Linked DNA regions of Homo sapiens: regions 2 and 3 are each linked to region 1. Evidence: chromatin loops called from intact Hi-C (ENCODE). Cell type or tissue: endothelial cell of umbilical vein. All regions are shown on one strand. Each heading gives the region's core, and the rest is flanking DNA. Links, peaks and the distances in the headings are about the cores only.

The links. Peaks named below come from ENCODE experiments on the same cell type or tissue, not always from the same donor. Only the 100,000 strongest peaks of a DNase experiment are listed, where the experiment ranks them.
Region 2: a loop joins it to region 1, with 1.9 times the contacts of the local background. A loop is called at or near these places in 2 of 110 quality-filtered maps.
Region 3: a loop joins it to region 1, with 4 times the contacts of the local background. A loop is called at or near these places in 7 of 110 quality-filtered maps.

What each region holds. Positions count from the first base shown.
Region 1 is chr5:143,308,621-143,316,620 of GRCh38, forward strand. It overlaps NR3C1 (nuclear receptor subfamily 3 group C member 1), which reads right to left. Exons shown (of 9, transcript NM_000176.3): 3 at 5,382-5,548; 4 at 1,477-1,593. Among named protein-coding and RNA genes, the nearest start is that of NR3C1, 91 kb to the right of the region's middle. In endothelial cell of umbilical vein, for the core only: no CTCF peak of the experiment used is centred there; DNase peaks (open chromatin) are centred at 1,171, 3,051, 5,001 and 6,201; H3K27ac peaks cover 4,534 bases.
Region 2 is chr5:143,216,226-143,227,196 of GRCh38, forward strand. ARHGAP26 (Rho GTPase activating protein 26) reads left to right here. Exons shown (of 23, transcript NM_001135608.3): 23 at 6,133-10,971. The coding sequence ends at 6,221. LOC124901099 (a long non-coding RNA gene) reads right to left here and starts at 5,198. Exons shown (of 2, transcript XR_007058981.1): 1 at 1,539-5,198. RefSeq lists a silencer at 862-961 and an enhancer at 1,502-1,601. In endothelial cell of umbilical vein, for the core only: no CTCF peak of the experiment used is centred there; a DNase peak (open chromatin) is centred at 4,926; H3K27ac peaks cover 1,083 bases.
Region 3 is chr5:143,238,368-143,249,338 of GRCh38, forward strand. It overlaps LOC124901100 (a long non-coding RNA gene), which reads right to left and starts at 6,715. Exons shown (of 2, transcript XR_007058982.1): 1 at 4,630-6,715; 2 at 3,515-3,645. In endothelial cell of umbilical vein, for the core only: no CTCF peak of the experiment used is centred there; DNase peaks (open chromatin) are centred at 3,714 and 5,774; H3K27ac peaks cover 898 bases.

The sequences.
Region 1 (8,000 bases), core at 1-8,000:
GCCCTTATTTTTCATCTATCTAATTCCTACTCAGCTTATAGATTTAAAATTCAATGTTACTTCTTCCTTGACTTCCAAGACAGAATTAGGTGACCTTCCTCTTGTTCCTGTGGCCCTATGCCCTCTATGGTGTGCCATGCTATTTTGTGACTGACTCTGCAACCTAACTAGCAGATAAACTACTTGAATACAGGCACTATTTTATTCATTTTATACCTAGTGACTGCCTTGTTGGTGCATATTTGTTGAATAAAAGTGCTAATTTCACAATAAATACTAAGCATATGTGTTATGAGATCACCACTACCTTCACAGAACTTGCAATTTCAACCACAGCAGAATTCCAAACTTTTTTCAGAGGAAAATTTTTTAATGCTGAGATCAGTGTTAATTATACAACTTGTTATATAAACAGGGATATGAAACTCTAACTTATAACTAGTTTCAGGTTTCTTTTTTTTTTTTTTTTTCCAAGACGGAGTCTTGCTCTGTCGCCAAGCTGGAGTACAGTGGTGTGATCTCGGCTCACTGCAACCTCTGCCTCCCGGGTTCAAGTGATTCTCCTGCCTCAGCCTCCTGAGTAGCTGGGACTACAGGTGACACCACCACGCTCCGCTAATTTTTGTGTTTTTAGCAGAGACAGGGTTTCACCATGTTAGCCAGGATGATCTTGATCTCTTGACCTCGTGATCCGCCTGCCTTGGTCTCCCAAAGTGCGGGGAGACCAAGAAACTTTCTCAGAAACTTCTCACTGTTGTGTGCATTCAGGTCATGGAGTTGAACGTTTCTTTTGATTGAGCAGTTTTTCAAACACTCATTTTATAGAATCTGCAAGTGGATATTTGGAGCGCTTTGAGGCCTACGGTGGAAAAGGTAATATCTTCACATAAAAACTAGACAGAAGGATTCTCACAAACTTCGGGGATTACAGGCGTGAGCCACTGCACCCGGCCCAGGTTTCTTCTTTACTTGAAAACCAAAACAAAACCCATCCAGTTCTTCCTTGAGGTTTTTTTTTTCCCACCACCCCCCGCTTGAAGATCTGTAATAAAACACAGATCTCCAAGTAAAAGGTATGCTTTTAAAAGGCAAACAGAAAAATGGACATGTAAATATGTCTGATACAGAAACATTTCCAACCCTAGGGAATAGTTTTGAGGCTGAAAAAAGGAGTAAGAATAATAAAGTTGCTGCATGTTGTGTAAGTTTCATTATTACATAATTTCCTTTCTTTGTATATAGTCTGGCTGTACTGAATTCAGTGTGTGTAAGAAGAACTGGTGGATAAACAAACAATATGACATATTCATGAAAAAAATTTCCCATTTTTATTGGGCAGTAACATTATGCTAGTCAAGCATATATATACTGAACTGACTACATTAATTACATCTGCTTACGTGTATCTTCAAAAGTAAAATGATAAATTTTTATAAGCTACAGAGACAAACAATTGCTTTCAGATATTTATATTACCTTCCAGGTTCATTCCAGCCTGAAGACATTTTCGATAGCGGCATGCTGGGCAGTTTTTTCTTCGAATTTTATCGATGATGCAATCATTCCTTCCAGCACATAGGTAATTGTGCTGTCCTATATGGAATAAAAGGCACTATTAAAGTTTCACAGGTCTTCAAACATATTTTATAAGGACAGCCTCTGTCTTTGTTTCCGGTGGAATATAACCAAGACACCCACAGGTATTGCCTTGAGGGAATGTTCTTGCCTACATTGCCATTATGAGGTCGAGAGGTCAAAAACAACAAAAAGAGTCTCCCTTTTTCTGTTCAACAAACTGAAAACAGTGCAATAAAAAACCTTATTGCAGTATTCACATATAAAAAAAGTACACAAATCAGTGAACCATTTAATAAATTTTTACAAACCAAGAACCTTTATGTAATCAGCTCTCAGATCAAGAAACAGAACAGTACCCCAACAGGCCCCCTTTCTGCCCAATTCCAGCCAGTACCCACCAAGGGTAACTACTTTTTTGATAAACTGTGTTTTACACAGTTTGATAGATTATGTTTTTTTATTTTTATTTTTTTGAGATGGAGTCTCGCTCTGTCGCCCAGGCTGGGAGTGTAGTAGTGTAGTGGCATGACCTCACTGCAACCTCTGCCTCCCAGGTTCAAGCAATTCTCCTGGCTCAGACTCCCGAGTAGCTGGGATTACAGGTGCACGCCACCACGCCTGGCTAATTTTTATATTTTTAGTAGAGACAGGGTTTCACCATGTTGGCTAGGATTGTCTCGATCTCAGGACCTCGTGATCCACCCGCCTCGGCCTCCCGATGTGCTGGGATTACAGGCATGAGCCACCACGCCCAGCCAATAGATTGTGTTTTAAACAAATAATAGTTTGGGGTAGATGGTTAACTGTATCAGGTTCAATTCTTTGTAAAGAATAGGCCACAAAATTGACCACTAGACTATAATTCACCTTTGTTCAGAGCTGCTCTCCAATGCCAAATATCTGTACCAGCTGTTTCAATTTCTTTTTGTACTCTATAAATATCCTAGCTTCTTTACTTGGACAGAAAATGGAAGCACTAACCCAATTCTATCCCCTATAAATCAAAAGTACGATCAACAGATACATCTATTGATGAAGTGGTTATAATACAAAAAAGTTATACCCTATAAGGAATCTCTAAATCACTGTCCTACAGTTACTGGAAGAAAAAAAGAAAAAAAATCACCCACTGCTAAAAATGAAAAATTCCAAAGTTTTGTTTATATCCAACTGAAATGTCAGGATGTGCACATTACGCCAATCTTGATTTCTTTATCCCAGGTATGTCTTGTGCACAGCTAAGACTCTGAGCTATAGGATCAGAGGCAATGTACCTTCATAAGTTAAAAATAGCCCTTTGTGGTTATTAGCATGAAGTTGGACAAGTCTATCTATCTGTTCCTTATCTATAAAATGAGGAGTTTTAACTAGTATTCACTATTTCATAACACATGGCCACGTACAACTAATAGTCATTTCCTGTCAATCCATTCATTCATTCCTTGACTCATTTATTTATTTATTTTTAGACAAGTTCTTGCTACGTTGCCTAGGCTGGAGTACAGTGGTGTGTCATAGCTCTTTGCAGCCTGAATCTCCTGCTTTAGCTTCCTGAGTAGCTGAGACTACAGGTGCGATGCCTGGATAACGTTTTTTTTTTTTTTTTTTTTCCTGTAGAGACGGGGTCTCGTTATGTTGCTCAGGCTGGTCTCAAACTCCAGGCCTCAAGCAATCCTCCCATCTTGGCCTCCCAAATTGCTGGGATAATAGGTGTGAGCCACAGTGCACAGCCCATTTTCCTTGAGCCACAGTGCCCAGCCCATTTTCCTGTCAACCCTTCTGATAAGACAATGAGATATCTTATTTTGGAGTTCCTGTGTCTTCTACTACTTGGTAAATTCCCTTTCTAACTAATAGAAAGATGAGTCTTCAAGTCAGCTGAAATTTTGTGACTTTGTTTTGTTTATATGGTATTCATTTTTGTGGTTAAAGTCTATTTTTGGCAAATAATTCTGGTTTTCTATTTATGGTGGGTGTGGTAGCCAGCCTCCCAAGATGGCCCCCAGTGATCTCTGCCTCCTTGAATGCATGGTCTTGTGCAGTCCCTTTCCGTCCTTTACCAAGATTGGTCTGTGTGGCCAATAAAATATGGCAGAAGTGATGGCATGTTACATGTGAAATCAGATAATAAAAGACAATAGTTCTGCTGCATTGATCACATACTCTCTTGGATCATTTGTTATGGGGGATGTAAATTATAATGCTACTCACGTTACTCCACAGAGACCACAAGGATGCCAGCTTTGGCTAGTGTAGTAGTCCCACCTATTGATTAGAGTCAAAAGTAAAGCCCACCCCTGCCTAGTGTAAAGCTCTGAATAAAGTGCAACAACTTGCTGATACCCATATTATACTATGCCAATTTTGAGGGATAATCTATAATTCTAGCAGGTATTAAGAATGGAGTGCTAAGTGTAAGATATTTTCAATTCACAATGGGTTTATCTGGAGGCAACCCCATTGTAAGTCGAGGAGCCATACTGAATGCGTATCACTTTCCCACCATCATAAAAGTTGAAAAATCGTTAAGTCAGGGACTGTCCGTATTATTATTATCACTGCATTTATATCGTGGAAATACTTAAGCAGTTAAGAAAGTGAGGAGTAAAGTGAGGACACGAAGACGCTTCTGTCTTCTGCGTATGTGTTAAGTAACATCCACTTTATTAGGAGCAATGCACAAAGCAGGGCTGGGCTTTACTTTTGACTCTAATCAATAGGTGGGACTACTACACTGGCCAAAGCTGCCATCCTTGTAATCTTTGTGGTGTAATATGAGTAATTTTATAATTTGCTAATGTATTAAAAAGTAAAACAAAAGAAAATGACTCATCTAACTCTCATGGATATGCAAACACAACATGAGACAAATAATAATAATCCTCATACAGTGAATGAATAATTGTTTCTTTAAAAAATTAATATAATCAGAGCTTTAGGCCAAGCTACTTTCAAACTGCTTTAGAAATAACTAAATTATATGACAATTTTTTTCCTAGAGGAGTCACTGGTAGTATTAGGACATTTTAGACTCTCTTCTAATAAATTTGCTATGGAATGAATTTCTCATTCTTTAGGGAGATAATGCTGTTGCCCTGTCAGCAGTCTGAATCCATAACAAAGTAAGATTTGTGTTAATACAACATTTATATAGTGAAATCAGTTTCTCTAAAATACCTTTCCTGACCTCCTCAGGCCGAGTTTCTCTCTCCCTCATCTATATTATAATCTCTGTACCTTGTCATTGTTAACTCATCTTTCACTTCAGTGGAGTGTGACTTCCCAGAGGGTAAGGATCAGGTCTTATTGGTATTTATACCACTTAGCACAGTGCCCTGGCTTAATAGAAAAAAAAAATGAATAAGAAATGAAATGAATATCTTTTTTTTTTCCTGTCACAGTTCTCACTGTGACTCATTTTTGCCAGGCCAGTAAAGTTGGTGACTTTGAAACCTATTAGCTTATGGAAGTTAAAGCCCATGTTTCTAATACAATGAACATTATGTTATGCCCAAACTTAACACCATCATTTCATATGATAGCACTTTCTTATAGTGTTACCTTATGCTCCCTGACCAAACTCCCAGACATCAACTTGTACTTTTCTATTTTATTCTAGATCTTTTTGTATTGTTGTTTTAAATACTTTCCTGCCCATTAGAGGACCTAGGAGCCACCCTCCTCTCCCCTCTTAACTGATATTTAGCCTTTCATGGGCTTTGCATATAATGGAAATTTCAAAATCCACCCTGAGAAATGAAAACCAAGTAGAGGAAAAATAAACTCTTCAAAACACACACTACCTTCCACTGCTCTTTTGAAGAAAACTTTACAGCTTCCACAAGTTAAGACTCCATAATGACATCCTGAAGCTTCATCAGAGCACACCAGGCAGAGTTTGGGAGGTGGTCCTGTTGTTGCTGTTGAGGAGCTGGATGGAGGAGAGCTTACATCTGGTCTCATGCTGGGGCTAAAGAAGGGGAAGAACAGTGTTATGATTTAACTGTCAAAGGAATATCAAAATACAGTTCTCTTAGCTTCTCACTTCATAGTCAGAATGCTCACAGTGAACTCTGGCTTCAAGTGCTAGCAGGCACTAAAATATCCTAGCTAAATATATTCAAATCATGTTATATTCTTCTTTAAACAAAATTAAGAATGAGGTCATTTCTTTTGAAGTGTCTCCAAAATAGAATGGTGTGGTTCTGGTTCACTTCTTCTTCTTTTTTTTTTTTTTTTTAGATGCTTAGGATTTATTTTTATAATCACGTTTATTAAGGTGTCACATACAGTAACATTTACTGTTTTCTAAGTCTATAATTTATGGTTTTTGTTAAATGAATATTCATGTAACTACTATCACAATCAGGAGAGAGGATATTTCCATCATCCCAAAAAGATGCCTCCTATGCCTTTAATTGCTTAGGCCATAATTTTTTTCCTAATTTTAAGATCTTATACAGGCATCTTTTAAAATTCAATCAAGTGTCATTACAATTCTACCCATGTTTCCTACTAGAGTCAAAATTTTTTTACAATCTTAAAGTTTTTGTCCCATGTCTCTAATTCCTAATGTCATCTTGGCTGAAACCACAATTTCATATGACTCAGAGAAGACTGATCCAGAAACATTTTCTATAACCTTCCTGTCTGGCTTGCAGTAAGATTGGACAAAGCACTAGGCTTTCAAAAGTGAGTTCCATTCTGCCCACTCCACTCTATGACTGTTTGGCTTGAAGAAGAAGACAGAAATGTGAATCTGCTTCTCTTACTAGGTCTCTAACATTTTTCATAGTCTCACCACAAAGAGTGCAGGTCTAGTGATTATTAGCTGTTTAAAAGATAATTTGTTGTTTTAAAAATTTTCAATCTCAAAAAAAATTGGAAAGAATTGTACAATGGATATATACTTTTCACCAATATTCACCAAGTCTTAACATTTTGCCACATTTAATGATAAAGATATATTTTTATAAACCAATGAAACAGTGATCTTTCTATTACTGGAGGAAAAATTAATTATTGCATTTCATATTACATGACACAATGGTTTTCAATGTTGTATTTTCCTAAGGAATTTTCCTCTTACGTGCTGACTTTAGAACCAAAACTGTATTATGCAGCTAAAATGATTTTGTAGCCTTCTGCTTGTAATTAGAGACTGCCCATTCCATTTTTGGTTGTGTTCTTAAGCAAATCTTCAAAAACATGGATGCTGGCAACCTGTTGATTCTGGAATTCTACATATTAAAGTCCGTTTTGCTTATCATCTATACAAGTTCATAAATATACTAGTACCTCTCTCTAAACTTTTCTTAATTTGCCTTTTCTCTAAAAAAGATGGAACTTAGAAATAAACTTAAATTGGGTGTTCGTTGTCTCTGTTATTCTTTATTATCTCTTGCTTTTATTTATTTCAGCCAATAACAGTAGTAAGTCTCAATTACAAATATGTTTAAACTAATTCACAGAGCAAAGTAACTTAAAATTTTTTTCTAGTTATCAATCTGGTTAGAAATTACATTTATCAAGTAATGTAGTTTGTTGCTAATGTTCCGTTTAGGAATAAAAGTTAAAAGGTAATAATAATGGAATGACAATTTCTTTTATAAATGTTACCTTAAGTAATTAAGCCAGTAAATCCAAACGATCGCCCTAAATTCTATCTTCAAATGAAGCTTCCTGAATCTTGCCAACTGCCTGCTTACCTAACAGGCTTAGTCAATAGGACAGCATTCCCACCACCCTAATTCTGGGAAAAGGCCCCAGGGTTTCACATTGTTCTCTGAACACTGTTAAGAAGAATTTGTAGATGCTTCCGTATTACAAGGCATTCATTCCCTGCTAGATTTGGGCGAGTGGACTGACTACACGTCGAAAGCCTGTAACAGAATAACCTGAAATGACTCTGCTGTAGGTCCGGCACAGGCCACCCCTGATTAATGGAAACTTGTGACTAATGTAGAGGAGCTGCTTTGGGCCAGAGTTTTCCAGAGAAGTAGGAAGGTCCTGGAACAGTGAATGGTGCGACAATGTGTTGGGGAAGCAAAAACTCCTCTGGCTTCTATTCTGAAGATACTCCTATTCTTGCTCAGCCAGTCTCTGTCACCTGACATCTATTTTTAGGGACCAAACAGTTGTTTGTATATTAGTTTACAGAAAACGAGTGCATTGTTTAAAGGTTAGGACAGTATTCTGTAATGTTTACCCCATTAATTATATATACACACATATGCATATATAGTATGTATTTATATTTTAAATAATAGTTTGTAGTACTTCGTAGTTTTAGCTCTCAATAACCCTGTGAAAATGACATCATCACCCCTGGATGCGGTCATACGGGCCGTGGCAGGTGGTTCATCAGGGAGCCTATCTACGGTGAAGCTGACATATTTTAGATCCCAGCTGTACCACTTCAC
Region 2 (10,971 bases), core at 1,480-9,479, 91 kb before region 1:
CACCGAAGCTCCGGGCACCTCCACCTCTCACCTGGGCACTTCCACTGGCCGCCTGACACATCTTCTCACATCTGCTCTTGCTGCCATAACCCCCTCTTTACAGAGCAGCGAGAGTGATCTTTGAAAAACGGAAATGGCATTAAAGCCCTTCAGTGGCCTCCCATTGCTCTGAGAATTACTTACAAGGCCCTCCAGGGCCCAGTTCCTGCCCCTCTGACCTCACGCCCTCACTTGACATACTACAGCCTCATGCCTTCTTCATGTTCTCAAGCAAGGTCGGCAAACTATGACCTGCCCGTCAAATCCAACCTGCCACCTGTCACCTAACAATTCTGTAACTGCTCCCACATACAACATGGTCGTCATCATAAATCCTATAGGTATTGTTGAGAGCAGGAGGAAAGTTTGGTTGAGTGAGTGAGAGACCTTACCCAAGCCTTCCTGTGGTCTCTAGGAGTCATGGCAGAGTTCGCTGACACTGGTCTGCTTTTAACCAGCCTTGCCAGTGACCTTTCAAATTCCCTGAGGAGCAAAAGGCCAAATTGAACCTGAAAGAAAACACCTCTCAGTGTTGACTGAGTTGCAGTAGAAAATGGACCTGACAAAACGTTAGTACACTTTCTCAATTGGGTTAGCTCAAAATATGTTATTAGGTCTTTTTTCCAGAGGAAAATGCTTACACAGACCCTCTTCCTCCCCACTCCTTCACCTCTACAGGAGAAAATGAGGCATTACAGAACACTATTATTCTGTCAGGCGGTGGGTGGGGTGGGGGGTCTTTTTCCTTGTTCCATTTCTTGTTAGTTTACTGCTGGGGATATGAGGTAAAGGCTGTTTAATTTGTATGCTGTGTAGTTGTCAGATTAAATGATCAAACCAATCAGAAAGTGCACGTGTGTGTGTGTATGTGTGTCTTTTTGTGTGTTTCAGGATTAAGAAGAATGAATAAGGAAGAGGAAAAGGGAGGGGCCCGTGGAGGGGAAAGTCTGTTGTTTCGTAATGATTAATCTTGAAGCCTTTGGATTCCAGGGGCCCCTACTGTGACTCTGGAGTGGCTGCTGCTGTCAGCTCATGGGCTTTGTGCAGTGGGAAATGGATGTGCAATACGTGCAATACCTAGAAATAATTCCAGTGTCATCCCTGGCCAATCTACTGGGAAACTGTCCATTTCAACAAGAGCACCTCAGACAGTAACTGGAAAGAGAAATAGCTCATATTCTCAGGAACGTTAGTCATCTTGAAGCAGCATGATTCGTGATACCTGGAAAATGCACATGGCAGTCACTAAAATTGGGTTCTAGGGATACTTTTAATAAGATTTGAGAGGAGCTGGATCCATTCATTCCCATGGTACCTAACACAGCACCACTACACAGCAGGCCTGTCCCAAATTTCCTTTGCTGCTGGAGAACATCCTCATGGGGGAGCCCCCAAGCTGCCTAGGAAATGGGTTAACAGGAGGGCACTCAGGGATCTCCTTCAGTTTCTCCAGCCATCTTCGCTGCCACGCCCAAGCCCAGGCCACCTTCACCTCTCACCTGGGCGCTTCCACTGGCCGCCTGACACATCTTGTCACTGGCTTCCACTCTTGCTCCCAGAACCCCTTCTTCACATAGCAGCAAGAGTCATCTTTGAAAATGAAAATCACATCATGTTATTTCCTGCTTAAAATCTATCAGTGGCCTCCCACTGCTCTGAGAATGACTTACAAGGCCCCTAGGGCCTAGTTCCTACCCCTCTGACCTCCTCTCACCCTCACTTGACATACTGCAGCTTTGCAGGCCTTCTTTATGTTCTCAAGTAAGGTCAGCAAACTATGACCTGCCAGTCAAATCCAACCCGCCACCTGTTTTTGTAAATAAAGCTTTACTGGAACACAGACACTCATGCCTTTGTGTCTGCGTGTTATCTGTGGCACTACAGTGGCAGAGTTAAGGAGAGAGACACTCTCACTATGAGGCCCTTTAAGAAATAGATGCACACCACTGTTCTAAAATCATGCCCAGCTTTTTCCCGTCACAGGGCCGTTGTACTTGCACTACCCACTGCTCTAGTCTTTCTCTCTCCTTTTACCACTACCTAAAATTATATGCTTGCTTATTGCTTGATTGTCCTGCCGAGCAAAATCTGGTCTGCTTGTTCTGTGCTATGTGCAAGGACCTAGCATGGTGTCTAGCACGTGGTAGGTGCTCAGTAAACATTTGTTAAATGAGTGAATGTACTTTAATTACCCAGGGGTCTGCACCTCTTTTAGTTAAGACTTCTTTTGGGGACAGTCAGCCATTAGAGACCTTAGTCACACACTTGCTCCCTGTCCATGGTGAGTGAAGGAGGGCAGAAGACATGAGTTGTGTACACAGGGATGTATGGTGTACATGGGTAGAGCCGAGAGAAAGTGGTTGGCAGGAAGCTCACCCATGTCCCCAGCAGCTTATATTTAGTATATGCTGTTGAGCTGAAGAGCCACTCAGGCAGCTTGTGGCAACACCTTTTGTGTTTGTATAGCATGTTGGACACTGGTGCAGTTCAGTGTTGCACATTGGCGCCATTCAGCCCAACAAGCACTTAGCATCTTTGATGTTCAGAGCATTGGGCTAGGCAACAGCAGTAGTAGTTAAGGTGACAGACTCTGGGATCAGATGTCTTGGTCTCTGATTCATTTTCATTGTCTACCAGCTATTAATATTTAATTTTGGCCAAGATGCTTAACTTTTCACAGCCACAGTTTTTCATCAGTAAAGTGAGGATAATAGCAGAACCAACTCCATAGTCATTCTGAAGATGAAAGGAGGAAACTCAGGTGTGAAGTGCGTATTCGCAAAGGGTCTGCCACCTGGCATGTGCTCAACATGTTATCATCCTTATCAGCATGGGTCACACCCTCTGGTTAAATAGAGGCCTGATACAGTGGGAAGGGAGTTGGTCTCTGGAGTCAAACAAGCTGGGTTCAAATTTTGGTTCCAGTATTATGACCATGCACAAATTATTTTACCTCTCTGAGCCTTAATTTTCTCATCTGCAAAATACAGATAATAATAATACAAGCTGGGATCCTGAGGATCAAATGAATCAACATGTCTAAAACTCCAAGCACACAGCAGCTTCATAACATATCTAAGTGTTAGCTTGTATCATTATAATTCACGAGGCAGAAGGGAGTTACTGAAGGTTGTGGAGCCAGGAAGTGCTATAATCCAAACCAAAACGCACTGAAAAACTAGATAGAGAAGCAAAGCTTAGCACGTTTGAACAGCATATAAATAGGACCCATGAATACTATGTGGAATGTACTATGAGCATTTTAGGTGTCTGGAGGAGGAGGGAGCAGGTAGAAGGGATTCCATGGTAGTATTTACAAAGGAAGTGGGGCTTCAGCTAAGCCTTTACATGGAAACAGAAGACAGCAGAAAGAAAGGGGGCACTGGTGCTGCCTCCCTCCTCTATTAGTAAATGACAATTTGCATTTTATCTCAGAGGCATTTGGGCACAGAAAAGTTATAGCTCCTAACTTCCTGTGAGCTAGTGAAAATACAGGTTCCTGTGTCCCATTCCCAGAGATTCTGCTTTAATTGATTTGCCATGGGGCCCAGGAATGTGCAGTTTGAATAAGCATCCTGAGGGTTCCGAAGCACATGGTCTGGCACATGCTTTCGTATAAATCCTGGCTTGAAGCCTCAGTGAGTCAGCAGTCCAACCCAAAGGCTGTGTTATCTCCTGCCATCTCCTGTGACCTACCTTTTGGCCTCCAGTTTGGAGGGCCTCTCTTGTCCCCTCTAATTCTTCCCTTAGCCCTCAAATTGCATTGTAAATGTTTTCACCCCAGTACCTGTGCTGTGGGTGAACAGCTAGCCAGGAAAAGGAGAAAGGTCTGAAGGAGATGGACTCAGTGCATCCAGTAGAGTAATAACTCAACTTGGAGCTTGGCTATAAAGCGGGAGGGCCTGGTTTTTGTTTTTTTGTTTTGTCAGTCTGGCTGCTTTATTCTTTCTACGTTTTTATTTTGGAGAATGGGTTTGATTTGTTAATTTTATTCTAAACATTTGATTTTTCCTGAAGCTTAGGTGGGTGGTAAGGGCCATCTGGTTTTACTAGGTCGCTACTAGGAGGGGGTCTTGCTGAGCAGTCCCGATCCAGGGTCTCCTACTGACTAGCCTGTACTGAGCATTTGCTCTGTGCCTGGCTCTGTGCCGAGTGCTTTATCCACACCAGCTCCTTTCATATTTGCAAGAACCCAGTAAAGGGAAGAGGGTCTTGTTGTCACCAGTATGAAGTGCAGAAACTGAAGTGATCTTGGAAGCTTTGGTTGGATGGATGGGCAGAGGGCAGGGGTATATGGGTGTTCTTTAAGAGTGGCATGGGAGAGCTTTGGTCATTGGAGAGGCCAGGTTGCTTTTAAGTTGTGTCTTCTTCCAAGGCACTTCTCTCCCAGACTGTCTCTTGTGTGGGTTGTCATGAACCCAAAGTATCCTTGCTGTTTATTCCTGAAGCTTAGTGATCTGAAATTGGCCAACTTTGGAGGCCAACTAATAGATGTTTAACCTTGTCTTTTCCTAAGGAGGCACTCAAGGTGTACCCAAAGTTGACTGACACTGATCTTCTGGAAGCCTCAAGGCTGATTCTTTTGCTGCCTCCCATTTGTCTCCTTTGGTTTCTGTTCTTGCGTCTTTCCCTACAAACTGAAACTAGAATTCTGTAGCAGTGTCGGAGCGGAAATGCTTTTCTAAAACAAGCTCAGGAAGTCATTTAATTAGCCCAGGAAGGGAATAGGGGAAAATCTATTCTCTCCAAATAATCTTGGAAAATTGGAGTTTTCCTAACACATTAAGAGTAAATGTCCTGCCTCACTGCAGAGTGATCTGTACATCTTCAGTTGACAAGCATGAACATCCCCCACCTCTTAGTCCCATGATTCCTTCTCTCTTCCTTCCTGCTATTGACTACTGTGCAGACTCAGCTGGATTTTAGATAATCTTTATAATATCACAATGGTTTCCATGGAGATGGATCATGATGTCACAAAAGTAGATATATATTCTTTGGATACTGAAAAATCAAAGGGCAATAGAGGGAGGAAGAGAAGAATTTTCAAACTGGTATATAGAGGAGGGGGAAATCTAGAGAACAGGAAAGAAAACTAAGAAAGGGTGTGAGTGAAACAGAGAAATGGCTATTCAAAGGCTATTCAAAATGACAGCAACCAAAAAAAAAAAAAAAAAAAACCCCAGAAAATTTGCAAGGAAATTAGAAGCAGGGGGTAAGGATTTGAAGGAAAGTAAGATGATGACAAGAAGCTGGATTGATTGATTGAGACAGGGTCTTGCTCTGTCGCCCAGGCTGGAGTGCAGTGGTGCAATCACGGCTCACTGCAGCCTCGACCTGCTGAGCCCAAGCGATCCTCCCGCTTCGGCACTCCCCCTCCTCCAAGTAGCTGGGACTACAGACACGCTCCATCAAACCTAGGTAGTTTTTGTATATTTTGTAGAGACAAGGTTTTGCCATGTTGCCCAGGCTGTTCTTAAACTCCTGGGCTAAAGCAATTCACCTGCCTCAGCCTCCCAAGGTACTGGCATTACAGGCGTGAACCACCAGGCCCAGCCTCTAGAAGCTGGATATCTTTAAAGAGTAGTTCTTAGCAGTCTTCCATGGGCACTGCACTGAGTACATAGTTGATACTGGGCAGGTGGGTGGGTGGATGGATGGAAGGAAGGAAGGAAGGAAGGAAGGATGGAAGGATGGATACATGTATGGATGGACCAGGACAACTGTTGCCCTCTAACAAGAGTAGGAATCTGTCACTTCTTTGTAGTTTAAACCAGGAGCTTCAGAAAATCCGTGAAACCCCTAAAATTGTACACAAAATTTTGTATGTCTGTGTCTGTTTCCTTTTTCATTGTAAAGAAAGTTCAGGACAGCTTTCATCAGAAGGCTTATATTCCACAAAAGGTTCAGAACCTTTGGTTTAAACTTCTAGAATGATGTAACTTAATAAGTGATTGTACTCATTGTCCAAGCTTCCTTCATACACACACACACACACACACACACACACACACACACACCCCACACACACATCTGCCGCCTGCTCTATCTGTAATGCCATCTCTTCTCGCTTTCTCTCCCCTTCCTGTACAGTTCACCCATCTCAGGAGCCTGGCTGGTTGGAGGGGACTCTGAACGGAAAGACTGGCCTCATCCCTGAGAATTACGTGGAGTTCCTCTAACCGTGGGCCCCAGCAGAACTGCTGAGCTTTACATGGTATCCATGACAACTGCTGATTCCAGTGTCGAGGCCATTTCTCTTTGCCACTGAGAAATGCAGCGTGACTGACTCTGTTGCTACCTGTCAACATGAATGTTTCTGTGAGCTCTGGTGTCACTCATCTCCATGATCATCTCAGCCAACATGCATCAGTACTGCAAGAAAAGAAGTCAATCAGCAGAGGAGAGCATTTGATAACTAAGAGGAAGACTTGCAAAGCCGTTTTCTCATGAGTACCCTGAATAGGGGGCACTCATTTTGTTTCAACGGTCCAAACGCCCAACCTTCAGAAAGAGGAAGTCAGATAGAAATAGTCCCTGAGAGCACACTGTGTAGCTAAGCCTGCTGGGGCTGGGTGAAGAAATTGGCGCTGAGATCCAGGCTGGATCCATTGCTTTTGTTTACAATAGGCACTCTCTCTACCCCACCTCTCAGTACTTGAGACTTAAAGTGCTACAGGCAGCTGGATCTGTTTGCATGCAGGATGAAGAGGGTTAAAACACTGTTTATATAAGATCCAATCTCTCACCATCTCTAAAGCAGCCGTTGGCCTGTCATCAGTGAGATACAATCCAGTCTTCTCATGCACGGGAACACACACACCCTGCGTTTCTCCCTCCCAGGCTAGGAACCTCTCTGCCACCAAGGGCTGCCATCCATCGCCTAGTAACCACGGCAACCCAACCTACTCTAAAACCAAACCAAAAAAATAAAATAACACATCCTCTTTGCATGACACATTTTTTTTCTCCCCTTTTTGGTACACTTTTTTTGAATGGTTTTCTAACAACTTGAAGCACAGGATCAAGGAATTAGGGTGGTCTACTTGAGGCAGATGGGATAGTAGCTGGGAACTGTTCCCTTTCTGATTAATTTCAGCAGCATCGGAATATATTTGGAGCACACCCTAGTAACCTCTTGAGATTAAATTACATAGTCTTAATATTTCTGTTCCTCCATGCAACTGATGTTTGTTTTTTAAAGGGTAAGATGCTGCCTCCCAATGGGTGATGCCATCTGACTGGTTTCCCCATGTCCTCCCATTCACCCATCTCTGCTCCCACCCTTGCCTGCCTCTAACCCACCACTGGCCAGCCCCCTTGCCCTACTCTGGGCTGCTGAACACTGGTGCTGTGGTGGTTTTCAAGGTTAATTCCTAGGCTAACCGTATGGCCTATAGTTTAAAAGCACATCTATGTTCACTGCCACTCTGAAAAAGGGAATTATTTCTCAGTCTTTCAAGGCTTGAGACTAATATAGGCCATTGTGATTCAGGAAGAAACCCAAGGTTGGAGGGTGGGATGAGTACCCTCTGAAAAAGGGAATTTGCTGGTGAAAAGAGGCTGGATCTTGTGGAAGACTGTCTTGGATGGGGAAGTACTACCTGGAGATTTCAAATTCACTTGGCCTGCAAACAACAGAGTTATCCGTATCTTCCACATGTGAATGTCATTGCAAGGGTGACTCTAGACAAACTACAAACCGATGGACCGTCAAGCTCCCCAGGAGCCCCTTGGATGGCAGCGTTGCTTCAGAGTGTTTCCTGTTTCTGGAATTCCTTGTTAGGGAACTTTAAAGAAGAAAAGAAAAACTTGAATTGTGTTGAATTACTGTATCTTTTACTTTTTTTTTTTTGAAAAGATAAACTTGTAAATAGAGTGATTTGAAATACTATATGGCAAAGTTTTATATTTGATATTCTTTAAGTTAGTTGCTCACACACTTAGGCTTTGATTGCTGAAGAAGTATGTTTAAGAGGGAGAGAGGGGAGGCAAAGCTGAAGAGAGTCAAGGTCACTGTCCCCGCTTCGGCCTGAAGGAAAGAGAAGACATTTCTATGGCCTTGCTCTCTGCTGTCCTGTTGGTGGGCACGACACATCAGTGGTGTTCAGTCTTTATGTGTTTTTAAGCATCCCTTGGGCTTTGGATTTGGAGATGGGAAGAGCATCTCCAGGCAATGAGTTTTTCAAAGAATGCCTACTTAGTAGTAAGATGAAGCTCAGGATTTAAATAAGTGGGGTCAGGCATTCGAGTTTTTGTCTTTCTTCTCAGGTGTATTTCTTGGTACCCCCAAGATATCAGGCCAGAAAGAGATGAGTCAGTTGCTGTGCTCTTTACTTCTTTTTCTCCACATCTTCTGAGGCTTTAGAAATGTGGACAAGCTAGTTTTCAAATTTTGTGTGCGTCTGTAAGTTCTTAAAGAACCAGCTTCTTAGAATGTTCAGTTCTCAATGTGCTGCTGCTTTCCCTTCTCCTAAACATTTTAAAACTCTTCCCTTTCACCTCCAATTCCCGTGATCCCAAAAGAAGAGGAAGACTCCAGGAGGGGTATAGATTGTGCCGTCATAGCTTTACAGGTGGTTTTAAAGTTAACAGGGGTTTGTCATGGTGATTCACTACTCAGTTTATCAGCTCAAGGATTATACAGCTCTTTTCCGGGAACTCACCCAGGAGCAAGCGAGACACTACCATTGAATCAGGGAATGAGAATTAAGAATGGACAGGACCAAGACAGAACTCAAGAAAGCCACTGGGGAAAACTCGAGAAGAAAGGGAGTATACTAGTAGGTTAGATCTGTGAACCTGAGGACAAGAAGACCTTGGGAAATGGAGGCCTCAGGGGATGTGCATTCACATACTATTACGCTTCTCAAAGAGAGACCAACATCATGCTTTTAACACATTTGATGAGGTTTTTTATTTGTGTTTTTGTTTGTTTTTTGAGATGGAGTCTCACTCTGTGGCCCAGGCTGGAGTGCAGTGGCGCAATCTTGGCTCACTGCAACCTCCACCTCCCAGGTTCAAGTGATTCTCCTGTCTCAGCCTCCCAAGTAGCTGGGACTACAGGCATGAGCCATCACACCCAGCTAGTTTTTTGTATTTTTAGTAAAGATGGGGTTTTGCCATGTTTGCCAGGCTGATCTCGAACTCCTGACCTCAAGTGATCTGCCCACTTCAGACCCCCAAAGTGCTGGGATTCCAGGTGTGAGCCGCTGCGGCCGACCACATTTGATGTTTGAAGTTGTAATCTGTCCCATCATAAACTTACCTGGAGCTCATGTGGAGGAACAGAAGGCCAAGATCCTTGCTTTGGGGGTGCCTCACGAAGCATCCCTGTAGACATTTGGCCCCAGCTTCACTGCTTGGAAGCATGTCCCTCCCTCTTGAGTTGGCTCTGATTTGAAATCGGGAGAAACAGAGCTGCTGCCAATGGGATCTTTTAGGTAACTCCCTCCCTAGCTTCCGTGTGTCTGTGCAGTGCCCATGAGCTGCTGCCAATGGGATCTTTCAGGTACCCCCTCCCCAGCTTCCCTGTGGCTGTGCGGTGCCCTTGACAGATGGCTTCTCTGTTTCCCTTTGCCCAGCCAGGCTCCCCTCCTTCCTATTAGCTACAAAACTGGATAAACTTCAGAATATGAGCCAATGAGTAGGAAGGAACTTGAAGACTAAAGATTTTACTCTCTCCCCTATCCATGCCCCCTACCTCTGACTCTCTCTGTGTGAACAGGAAACTTTAGGGCAGATGAGGAGAATGAATTGGTTATCAGAGTGGAAGACCATGGCCCAGGATCCCTGAGCTTTCCCAGTAGCCTCCAGTTTCCTTTGTAAGACCCAGGGATCACTTAGCCATAGCCTGAATCTTTTAGGGGTATTAAGGTCAGCCTCTCACTCTTCCTTCAGGTTACTAACAAAATTTCGTAGCTAAAGAATGCCATGGCCGGGTGCAGTGGCTCACGCCTATAATCCCAGCACTTTGGGAGGCCGAGGCGGGCGGATCACGAGGTCAGGAGATTGAGACCATCCTGGCTACGACGGTGAAACCCCGTCTCTACTAAAAATACAAAAAATTAGCCGGGTGTGGTGGCGGGCGCCTGTAGTCCCAGCTACTCTGGAGGCTGAGGCAGGAGAATGGCATGAACCCAGGAGGCAGAGATTGCAGTGAGCCAAGATCACGCCCCTGCACTCCAGCCTGGGTGACAGAGCCAGACTCCGTCTCAAAGGAAAAAAAAAAAAAAAAAAAAAGAATGCCATGCCAGGAGAAGACAGCTGGTTTCAAATCCCTGCCCCCAGGCAAGTAAAACCCTGACTTGCTCAAGACAGAAGATCTTTTCTCCTGTTTTTCAAAATAAACATATATAGGGATGGACCCTGTGCATTGTGGCCTGCCTTGGTGTCCTAGAATTGGAGCCAGTCTTTAGCTTAATGTCTGAAGTATTTATACGGCCAATATGTGTTTTCTTATGTCAGACCACACTGTCTTTTTGAATATCAGTTCATTTCCTCTCACCGAGTGCTTTTCGGTGAGAGGCAAAGAGAAAGAATGAACAATCAAGTATTGACAGACTGGCATTAGCAGGACAGAGCCATACTAGTGACAAGGGCATCCCAAGGCACTTGCCCAGAGCTGCAGAGTTGTGTGTGCCATACCTGCGGCTCAAAGGGAAGGCCTTCTATCCCCTGAGTTTCTATCAGCTGAAAATGGCAACTGCTGTCTCAGTAAAAGCTCTGTCTTGACTGCAGAGGCTCCAAAAGCATTCACAGTTGAGGGGGAGAAAGACAGAAAGAAGAAGCCAAAGATAACCTGATCCCTGCCTGTCTGTTGGCACCTGTCATCCTCTGGCTTCTGCTCCCAAAAGCAAGTCTGGATGACTGAGTTTTGTGGACATGGCACTCCCGGAGACAGCAGTGGCCACCATGGCACCCAGAGTTTGC
Region 3 (10,971 bases), core at 1,409-9,408, 69 kb before region 1:
CTGATATCCAGCTAGGACTGGTGGTCATGTTGCACTGGGTACAAGTTTAAGACACAAAGAGGCCTATCTGCAGAGGCAAGAGATTGGTGCACAAAGAAAAGACCAGAACCAGAGAAAGCAAAAAGCTGCCTCAGTCCTGAACAGCTTTCTATTTTCCTAGAAGGACTGTGTTCTGTGCTCTGTTTTAGGATCCCAGATGATCCCTGTATCCTTACAATTAACACCTCATAGTATTTGGGTGAATTTGAGTGACTTCTCTTCCTTACAACCAGAAAGCCCTGTAGTAGTCTGTTCTCACGTTGCTAATAAAGACTTACCCAAGACTGGGTAATTTACAAAGGAAAGAGGTTTAATGGTTTTACAAAAGAAAGAGGTTTCATGGTTTAACTCACAGTTCCACATGGCTGGGGAGGCCTCACAATCATGGCAGAAGGCAACAAGGAGCAAGTCATGTCTTACATGGACAGTGGCAGGCAAAAAGAGAATTTGTGTGGGGAACTCCTCTTTATAAAATCATCAGATCCCATGAGACTTATTCCCTATCATGAGAATAGTATGGGAAAGACCCAATCCCATGATCCAATTACCTCCCACTGGGACCCTCCCATGACATGTGGGAATTGCGGGAGCCACAATTCAAGATGAAGTTTGGGTGGGGACACAGCCAAACCATATCAAGCCCTCTCTAGAGCCATAATAGGTCCCAAATGGCAATGGGGAAAGCCAGAGGTTCTGGCAGCCCAAGGTCAGGTAGAGAAACAGTTTTCAGCTTCTGGGCTTTTTACCCTCAGTCTGGAGCTCCAGAACTGGGGTGCCCACCCTGAGGTTTCACACCAGGAGAGAGAAGGAGTGTGGATATTGTGCCCCCTCCCTTTCCTGCTAGGGTTGGGAAAAACAGGTTTAGAAACTTGCAGGAGTTGGGCTGGCCACTAATTTCCACAAACTACCTTAATGTCTTATTGTTATTAACATTAGCCATTGCTCTTAAAACACACACACACAGCAAGGATGTTGCAGGGAGAGCCAAATAGAAATGACAACTTCTTACTCCCTCAGCCTACTTTAAGCTCTTTCCTTTGGTAATACCTGGAATGGTTTTCAATTAAGGGCAAACCTGAGGGCCCTGAGGACTGTGAACAATCTCAAGCCCTCTGCCACATTGCTCCTCTCAAATGCCAGGGGAAAAAGGTTGAAAATCTTGAGAGGCAGGGACGGTGATTTTCTTTCCTTGGAGGCCTAAGCTGACCATGTGGCACTGGCCCCATTCATCCGCTGTGCGGCAGAGTAAGTTCTGCTTCTCTGCCCCATCCCTGTGGTAGCCCCAGCTGAAGCTGATGAATCTTATACTTAGAGTCCCTGGTGTGCTGGAACTGGCTCATCTCAGGTCACCAGAGCCAGCTTGAAACTGGCTATGGTGGGAGTTATTTATACCACCAAAATCAGCAAGTGCTACAAATCAGCCCTCCACCACCACCCCCACCCCCACCCCCGCCCCCGCCCCAGCCCGTTTTTAAACACCTCCTAGCACACCACTGCTTAGTCTACTTGGGTGTTAATATGATAGATGACACCTGAACTTGGCTCCATACAGCCTAGACTGGTTTCCACCTAAGTGAGGGTGGGCATGTGGGAACGGGGGTGGGGTGGGTGTAGAACTAGAGAGGTGCAGAGTCACCTTTCCCAAGAGCAGGCAGTACTCTGCCCTGTGAATCAACAGCTGGGTTTTGTTTATTTGCACTGGTTTTCACCAGATCTAGAAAAAGGAGTTTGTTCCCCACCTCCCTCAAACAAGCTTCTTAAAACTTGCTTAGAGCTGCCAAGACCTCTGTACAAGTCCTGTGCATCAGAGTACTTAGGCAGTGATGCCTTCCCTCTGCTGCTCCATTTGCTGCAGGAGGGAGGTGGGAGCTCCGTGAGACGGAAGCCACCACAAGTTCATTCTCCAAGGTCAGTGGAACTGTCACTAACCATTCCAGGTCTGGTTGCCTCACTTGGGGAACCACAGAATTACTCTTTCCATTGGTAACTGCTGAGGGCAAGAGGCCCAGAGGTTGGCATTGCCAGTATACAGCCAGCTGTGAGACCCCAGGAACCAGGCTTGGTCAGAGGCCCCACCACCTCCGAGCTCACTTAGTGACTGACTTTTAGCGTCCTCTGGGAAGCTTACTGAAACCAAAGATCCTGACTTGGTGTACATGGGATGAGGCCCCAAATTCTGCAGTGTGTGTGTGTGTGTGTGTGATGAGATCTCACTATGTTGTCTGTGCTGGCCTTGACCATATTCTGTGTTTTTGATGACACTTGGGATGATTATGAGGCTGGTGACCCTCAAAACTCATTTTAGGGTCAAATCCAGACATGACTGATGCTTTAATAGACACATTTCTTTTTTTATTAAATATTAAGCTTTTCTGGGTTCTGTGTATGCTGTTGTTAGCAACTTTCCTTGTGCCACAGATGTATGAATAAGAAGCTTCTTCACTGTGTCTTGATTAACATAAGCATAATATGGAAAAATCCATATTTAGGTAGATCATAAATTGGTAGCTATATGATGAAAGACCTCACCAAACTTTTCCTTTAAATACTGGAATGAACTCACTTACTTTAAAAGATTAGATTTTCAGTAACCCAATTGCCAGAAACTATTTCAAGCACGCAGGGATTCTGACAGGATCTAAATCGACACACCTTCCTAACTTTAGTGCTGATTAGAGTCAGGGAGGCTTTTGGCCAAAGCAGAAATCACTACAAATACAGGCTGTCAGTGACAAAGCCACGGTTTCTCCTTCACCTCCTCTGTCCTGAATAGATTTGAGTAAGTGGCAAAAAAGAATATAGGCTTAAGTATCCCATCTGCAAAAGAAAAATATCTTAAAGGGGCAATGTGTTCTGGAAAAAATCATGGGATTTCGAGTGGGCCTTTGAATTCTCATCATAGCTTTTCTGACAGGTTATTTATCCTGTCTGAGTCTTTCTCATTTTAAAATGGCGCAGGGAGGTGCCGGGCGCGGTAGCTCACACCTGTAATCCCAACACTTTGGGAAGCCAAGGCAGGTGGATCACTTGAGGTCAGGAGTTTGAGGCCAGCCTAACCAACATGGTGAAACCCCATCTCTAGTAAAAAATATGAAAAAATTAGCCAGCTGTAGTGGCGCACATCCGTAATCCCAGCTACTCATGTGGCTGAGGCAGGAGAACCACTTGAACCTGGGAGGCGGAAGTTGCAGTGAGCCCAGATCGCACCACTGCACTCCAGTCTGGGCAACAGAGGGAGACTCAGTCTCAAAAAAAAAAAAAAAAAAAAAAAAAAAGGTGTGTGGCAGGGGAGAGGAGATAATTCCTGTGTGGCAGAAACATCAAGAGGGATCCCCACCTCATAGAGTTGTTTTGAGAATTGAATGATTTAAATTTGATCGCTAATGAATTAAATGAAATAATTGTGTCTGGCAAACATTTGGGACAATTGAGTATCAAAATACATACATTAAAGAATTCCAACAGACATGAGTGATGCTTTAATGACACATATCTTTTTTTATTAAGTATTGAGGTTTTCTGAATAAGAATTCATGAGTCCATGCTGATATAAATAAGTAAGGCATACAAGAAAGTTCTTCCTTATGGTTGAAAGCCAATTAATAACTGTAGAAGGAATGACAGAATTAGAATATCACCATTTGGCAACCATAATAATAAGTATATGAGTCATCAAGAATTATCAATGAATGATTCACATAGGATATTTACACAGTTTCAAAGTATCTCCTCACAAGAGACTTATTAATCACAAGGGATAAAACAGTAGCTGTACGGTAGAGAAACCTAACAGACACCAACTTTAAATGGGTCTAACTGACAGCATGTCCCTCCTATGAGGCATTGAGAAGAACTGAAAAAATCCTGGAAAAAAAAAAACCCCATATAACCTGAATCTCACCATAAGAAAGATAGACCCAATTGAGGGGCATTCTACAAGATAACTGGGCTGTTCACTTCAAATATGTCAACGCCATGAAATAAAAAGATTCAGGAACTATTCTAGATGTCCGTGGACATGACAAGCAAATGCAACACGTAACTGGGTTTTCTTTGGCTAGAAAGGACATTATAGGAACAATTGGCAAAATCTGAGGAAGGATTATAGACTAGATAATTGTGTTCCATCAATGTTAACATTGTGATTTAGATAATTGTACTGTGGTTTTGAGAGGCAGAATTTTTAGGCAGGCTTTTAGGAAATGTACATAACTATTTAAGGGAATAGGGCATCAGGTCTCCAATTCACTCTTAAATGGTAAAAGAAAAAATTTAAAGGGAGATAGATGATAGATAAGGCAAATGTAGTAAAATGCTAACTTTTGGGGTATCTGGGTAAAGATTGTCCAGGAATTCTTCACTGTTTTAGCAACTTTTTTGTAGGTCCGATGTTATGTTTTAAAAAAGTATTCAGTACATACTGAGACCTGCTGTTTTATCTTAATGATGATAATAGAACATTGAGTCTATTGTAAGGAGTTTAGAAGCCAAAAAGAAAGCAAATACAAAACCAACACAGGGATTTGCTAGAGGGAAGTTTGGGGTTTTATAGTGCAAAATGTAACTGGCCACCAACCTTCCCTCATTCACCTTGATTTAGGTCCTCTTGGTGGCTCTGGTCCCAGGACTAGGGGCTGAGGTGGAAGGTGTGATCTTATAGGAAGCGCAGGCTTTATGAAGCATGTCCTGTGTGAAGCAGAAGCCAGTGTGCTTCACTCTGATGTTGTTTCTTAGGCTCATGCCTGGAAGGTACTGCAGGATACCGGATACTGGGTCTACCTTCCAGCCCCAGAGGACACTGTAAAAAGCCATCTCGGGCTAAAGGTTTCATCTTGGCCCTGTTTCTGTCTATTTGGAGGACATAAATATAAGAGAGTACTTTTGGCGGTACAAAGTGCCATCCACATGTGTCAGTCACATACACGTGCTGGTGGAGCCTGTGGCTAAGAGGGCAGCCTCTGGAGTCAGACAGGCTGCTTCCAAATCCCAGATATGCCACTTACCCGGTAGGCGATTTGAGGGAGATCATTTAACCTGTCTGCCCTCCACTTTCTGCATCCATAAAATGGGGATAATAACTGTAATATAGAGCAAACTAATAGGATTGGTGTTCAGTAAATGAAACAGTGCAAATGGCAGAGGCTTTATGTTCATGCATCCCAAAGTATCTTCAAGTGTAAAATAATTCTATTATGCTATCCTGAAATTACCTAGAATCAGAGCAATTGTATTAAAATTTGCTGTAACTTGTCTCATTCTCCTTGACCTGTCCTGGCCAGCCTATCTTCTGATGGCACAAATCACCAATTGCTTTTATTGTCGATTTTCTCTTGGTGCCAGTTCCTACTGGGCTTCTGGGGTGGGGCCTGGCTCCTCTCCTACCTCAAGATTCTAATTTGCTAGGAACCTTGGGACTCCTGAGATTTCTGTGCTTCTGCAGGAATTTATCCTGCTTGAGAAGCTCACCTGGAAAACGTGCGGCTGAAGATGGAAATTCAACGTTAGGCCCCAGAGCTGTGGAAGGTGTTTTCAGTTTGGCCTTCTTGCCAGGCACACTTGAGCCTGCACAAATTCTGTTCCCCACGCAGAGACAGGGAAAGAAAGCTGCCTTGCTGTTAGGACTGTAAGACTACACCCAGGATCTCAGAACAGCACTTCCCCCACCAATCTGTCCACGGTGGCCTTAGCCAAACCCGAGGAATGAAGGCTTAACGGGAATGTGTCATAAGAAAAATATTCCATTAGAGTTTTCTCTCCCAGATTCCACGCCCACATTTCTGCCTGCCTGTTGGACATCTCCAGTTAGATGACCCACAGGCACGTCCTTACCAAAACAACATGCCCAAAACGACACTTCACTCTCTCTTCCTGTCTTGGGTAGTGTCACAAGCCAACTGAAAAGCCTGGAAATCCTCCTCCCACATCTCACCCCTCCTGTTAGGAGGTCCTTTCCATTGCAAATACCAAATGGCTCAGATTCGATTCTTCCTCTTCGTGCCGCACATATTGACGTTCAGGGCTTCAAGATCTCTCGCCTGGACTATTTCAGCAGCCTCCTAACAGTCTCTCTTCTCCCAGCTCCCGCCTCTGGCTCCTCTGCATGTTAAGAGCAAAGTCGCCCCAAAGCAGGAAATGGGATTACTCTCCTATCGTGATGAAGCCTGTGTTGCCTCTCCCAGTGACTCAGGGATGGAGTGTGGACTCTTGAGTTGCCATGTAAGGGCCCAGCCCATTTCCCCAGCTTCATCTCGCCATGAACACCCCTCCCTCCAGAATCCCAAGCTGCTCACGGGTTCCCTAACTCCTCCTTAGGCATTTGCTGGTGAGCCTTTGAACAAAATCTTCCCTCGGTCTGGACCTTCTCTTCTCCCCCTTTTTTAACCTGGAAGATTCCTACTTACCCTTCAAATTCAGCTGAAAAGTCACCTTCTCAGGAAAGGAAGTCTCCCTATGCCCTCTTCTTTCCTCCCAGAGCAAGTTTTCAGTGCCTTTTGCATCATAATCTATTAGTTCATCTTGTGGTTGTTGGTTTATATATTTACACTAAATGCTTTTCAAGATCAGGGATTCTGCCCTGTTCACTTCTGTACTCCCAGGTGGACATGGTGTTTCTTCAGGAAAGAGTGCTTGGGTGGGTGTGTATATAATGCACCAACAATGCCACAGAGCAGCCCTGATATGGTTTGGCCATGTCCCAACCCAAATCTCATCTTGAATTGTAGCTCCCATAATCCATCCCCACATGTTGTGGGAAGGACCTGGTGGGAAGTAAGTGAATCATGGCGGCAGGTTTTTCCCATGTTGTTCTTGTGATCGTGAATACATTTCACAAGATCTGATGGTTTTATAAATGGGAGTTCCCCCACACATGCTCTCTTGCCTGAAGCCATGTAAGATGTGCCTTTGCTCCTTCTTCACCTTCTGCCATCATTGTGAGGCCTCCCCAGCCATGTGAAACTATAAGTGCATTAAACCTCTTTTTCCTTATAAATTACCCAGTCTCTGGTATGTCTGTATTAGCAGTGTGAGAACGGACTAATACAAGCCCTGTACACTAGAAGCACTGCCCTTTGCTGTAGCTTCATAATTCTGCCTAAGTACTAGAAGGTTGATGCTATGAAAGGTGGCATTCAAGGCTCCAAATTCACCTTTATCTCAAACTTCTTTCAATAGAACTTGTCTCCTTTCTTTACCTGCCTTCTTATCCCCTTTCTCAGCAAATCTCTGAAAGGATGTCTCTCAGCCATAAAAAAAAACATTGTATTGTGTATTTGCTGGCTACAGAAATTTACTTTCCTGTGGAATCAGAGAGAGAACTGATCTTGTTAAAAGGCTCTAGCTATAATCCCTTAGAGAGAGGATCCACTGAGTAGAAAACTGTCAACAGTATAAAACGCTGACACTTTAGGTGTCTATTTCCACACCCAGCCATGTTTACGTATGATATTTAGAACCAGGATTCAACTGACCCTGGCACTCAACAACCTTCGTTCTAATTTCTTCCACGTTGAGTTTTGTTCCAAGTTTCTGACCGTTTCTACTCTGGAAGGTGGCCAGGGTCCTGGGGTGGCCACGGTCATGCCAAGTCTCAGTGCCCCCTCCGCTTCAGGGGCTTAGACCGCCACTTGGAATGCGTGCATTCTGGCAGGTGCGGTGCATGCAGGGGTCAGACCCCTATGGTTTGATGAGATAAGAGCCTCCTGCACAGAATCTCATTTTTTCTCCATCTGCACCGCCATTTGGGCCTCGGGCCTCATGACTCACACAGTGGCTATCCATCTGCCCATTTACTCCAGAAAGAGAAAAGGACTTCTTTGCACACAGTGAGTCATCGTATCACATTTCAGAGCCACCTGCCTGACTCATAGACTATAGCAGAGCTCTGTAATAACGGGGCTCCCTATTGCATGAAGATGAATATTACTTGCATATGACCCTTTACACCCCCAAACCAACTTGATATTCCCACCCTGAGCCAATAATGGGATAGGTCAGGGTTGGCAGATTTTTGTCCTCCTGTTCTTGAGTCCCCTCCCTGCACCTTGAAGACATGCTAATTGATGGATGAGCTTTCCTGTGCTGAGGCCAGCAGAGGCCTCAGCATCAGAGTTAAGACAACACTCCCAGCGGCAGCCCTTCACAATTGGTCAGACTTGGTTCCAGAGGTTAAACCATATTGATATGCTAAGGTTAGATTGGGAAGACAGGACTGTTTTCAGGGTGGGCACTGTGGTCTCCAGAAGGCTACCCTTCTTTTCTTATATAGTTAATTATTTGAATCAGGAATACAGAGGGAGGTAACATACACACAGGGTACGAAACTCAAAAGGTATGCAAGAGTATGTAGTGAAAATTCTCTTTCCCATCTCAGTTCCTCAGTTCTCCTCCTAAAAGTAACCAATATCATCAGGCTTTTTAAAATTTTTTTTATTTTTATTTTTTTTAATTGAGACAGAGTCTCACTCTGTTGCTGAGGCTGGAGTGCAGTGGTGCCATCTTGGCTCACTGCAACCTCTGCCTCCTGGATTCAAGTGATTCTTCTGCCTCAGCCTCTCGAGTAGCTGGGACTACAGGCGCATGCCACCATACCTGGCTAATTTTTGTATTTTTAGTAGAGACAGGGTTTCACCATGTTCGCCTTGCTGGTCTCGAACTCCTGGCCTCAAGTGATCTGCCTGCCTCAGCCTCCCAAAGTGCTGGGATTACAGACATGAGCCACCATGCCTGACCAGGCTTTTTAAAATGTGTATTTTTTTCCATATCTTATATTGACAGATACACACAAATATACACAAAAATATTTTGTGTGTGTGTATACATAAGTGTATGGATGTATCTATAGATAGATAGATAGATAGATAGATAGATAGATAGATAGATGATGACTGATTGATAGATAGATAGTAGGTGGGTAGGTGGATGGATGGATGGATGGTTAGATGGTTGGATGGATGGATATATAGATAGTAGGTGGGTGGGTGGATGGATGGATGGTTAGATGGCTGGATGGATGGATGGTTAGATGGCTGGATGGATGGATGGATAGATAGTAGGTGGGTGGATGGATGGATGGTTAGATGGTTGCATGGATGGATGGTTGGATGGATGGATGGATGGACAGATTGATAGTAGGTGGGTGGTGGCTAGATGGATGGATGGTTAGATGGTTGGCTAGATAGACAGTAGGTGGGTGGATGGATGGATGGATGGATAGTAGGTGGGTAGGTAGATGGATAGCTAGATAGTAGGTGGATGGGTGGATGGATGGATGGATGGTTAGATGGTTGGATGGATGGATGGATGGATGGATGGATGGATAGACAGTAGGTGGTCGGGTGGGCAGATGGATGGATGGTTAGATGGTTGGATAGATGGATAGATAGGTAGCAGGTAGGTGGGTGGATGGATGAATGGATGGTTAGATGGTTGGTTGGGTGGACACATAGATAGATAGATAGATATGCTATATTAGTTTCTAGGGTTGCTGTAACAGTGTGCCACAAACTGGAAATTTATTATCTCACAGCTCTGAAAGCTGGAAGTCTGAGATCCAGGTGTGGGCTGAGTAGGTTTCTTCTGAAGATTGTGAGGGAGAATTTATTCCATGCCTTTCTCCTAGCTCCTGGTGGTTTTCTATCAATCTTTGCCAGTTCCTTGGCTTGTAGAAGCATCACCTTGATCTCTGTCTTCATATTCATAAGGCGTTCTCCCTGTGTACCTGTCTGTCCAAATTTTCCCTTTTTATTCAGCACACCAGTCTTATTGGATTAGGGTTCAACCTAATGACCCTATTTTAACTTGATTATCTCTTTAAACACCCTATCTCCAAAGAAAATCACAGTTGGAGGTACTAGGGGTTAAGATCTCAACATTTGAATTTTGGGAAGGGCACAATTCAACCCATATACCACAGGCATCTAAGTATATGCTAATTTTTACACAAACGCTAACCCATTCTCAACACTATTCTGTGTCTTGCTTTTTTTCATTTTAATATTCTTGAAGATTTTTCTACATCAATACATAGAGACCTGCCTGCCTCATACTTTTTAATGGCTGTGTAAAACTGCAGTGAATCACATGGGAGTAAAATTATTTACTTTCATGGTGAGGGATACTTAAGCTCCGTTCTAACTTTTGTTATTACAATAAAGTTTCAATGAATGCCCTTGAACATATCAGTTCATACTTTACGTGAAGCACAGCTGTAACATATTAAAAATGGAATTGTTTGTTTATACGGTAAGTGTATTTTGATTTCAATATCTACATAAACTGTTCTTACTCAGAGAGAGGACAGAGATGAGTTTATCAGATTAGCTAACAGCCACCATGGGTCTATTTCAGGTTAAAATTCAGGACTAGGAATGGTTCATAGAAGGAAGGAGGGGGATCTTTTTAAATTGACACTCATGAGCCCCCCAGTTTGAAATGACGCCCTTGAGTTGTGCCACCAAAAAGTATTTCTCTGTGTCTGCTGCAAGACCACATCTTCACTACAGAGCCCATGGACTGAAACTGTGTCCAGAGATTCTAGAACCTTCCTGAGGCTTGAGCACAGTGTTTGGAGCAGCACTGGTAGGTGGAGAGGAGAGAGAGGAGTGAGGGACTTGGAGGGTAGAGGGTGGTGCCCCAAACACAAAAGAAGAGATGTTCCGACTAATGCGAGGCCTACTGTGCATGTCATTTCCCTTCTTGTTCTCTCTGGTTCCCTTTCTAGGAGAATGTCTGTTCAGCTTCTGTTGAACCAAACCTCCAGGTTGATTTTGGCCAGGAATCCCCACTGGGGATTCCTGGTGGAGGGCTGTGAACTTGCTGAGGATATGAAGATATCTGAAGTCAATCAATCAGATTGCAACATGACACTTTTTATCTTTTTAACCTAACTGCCAGCTGGAAACTTGGAAATCCTCCCTCAGTTTTTGCTTATTA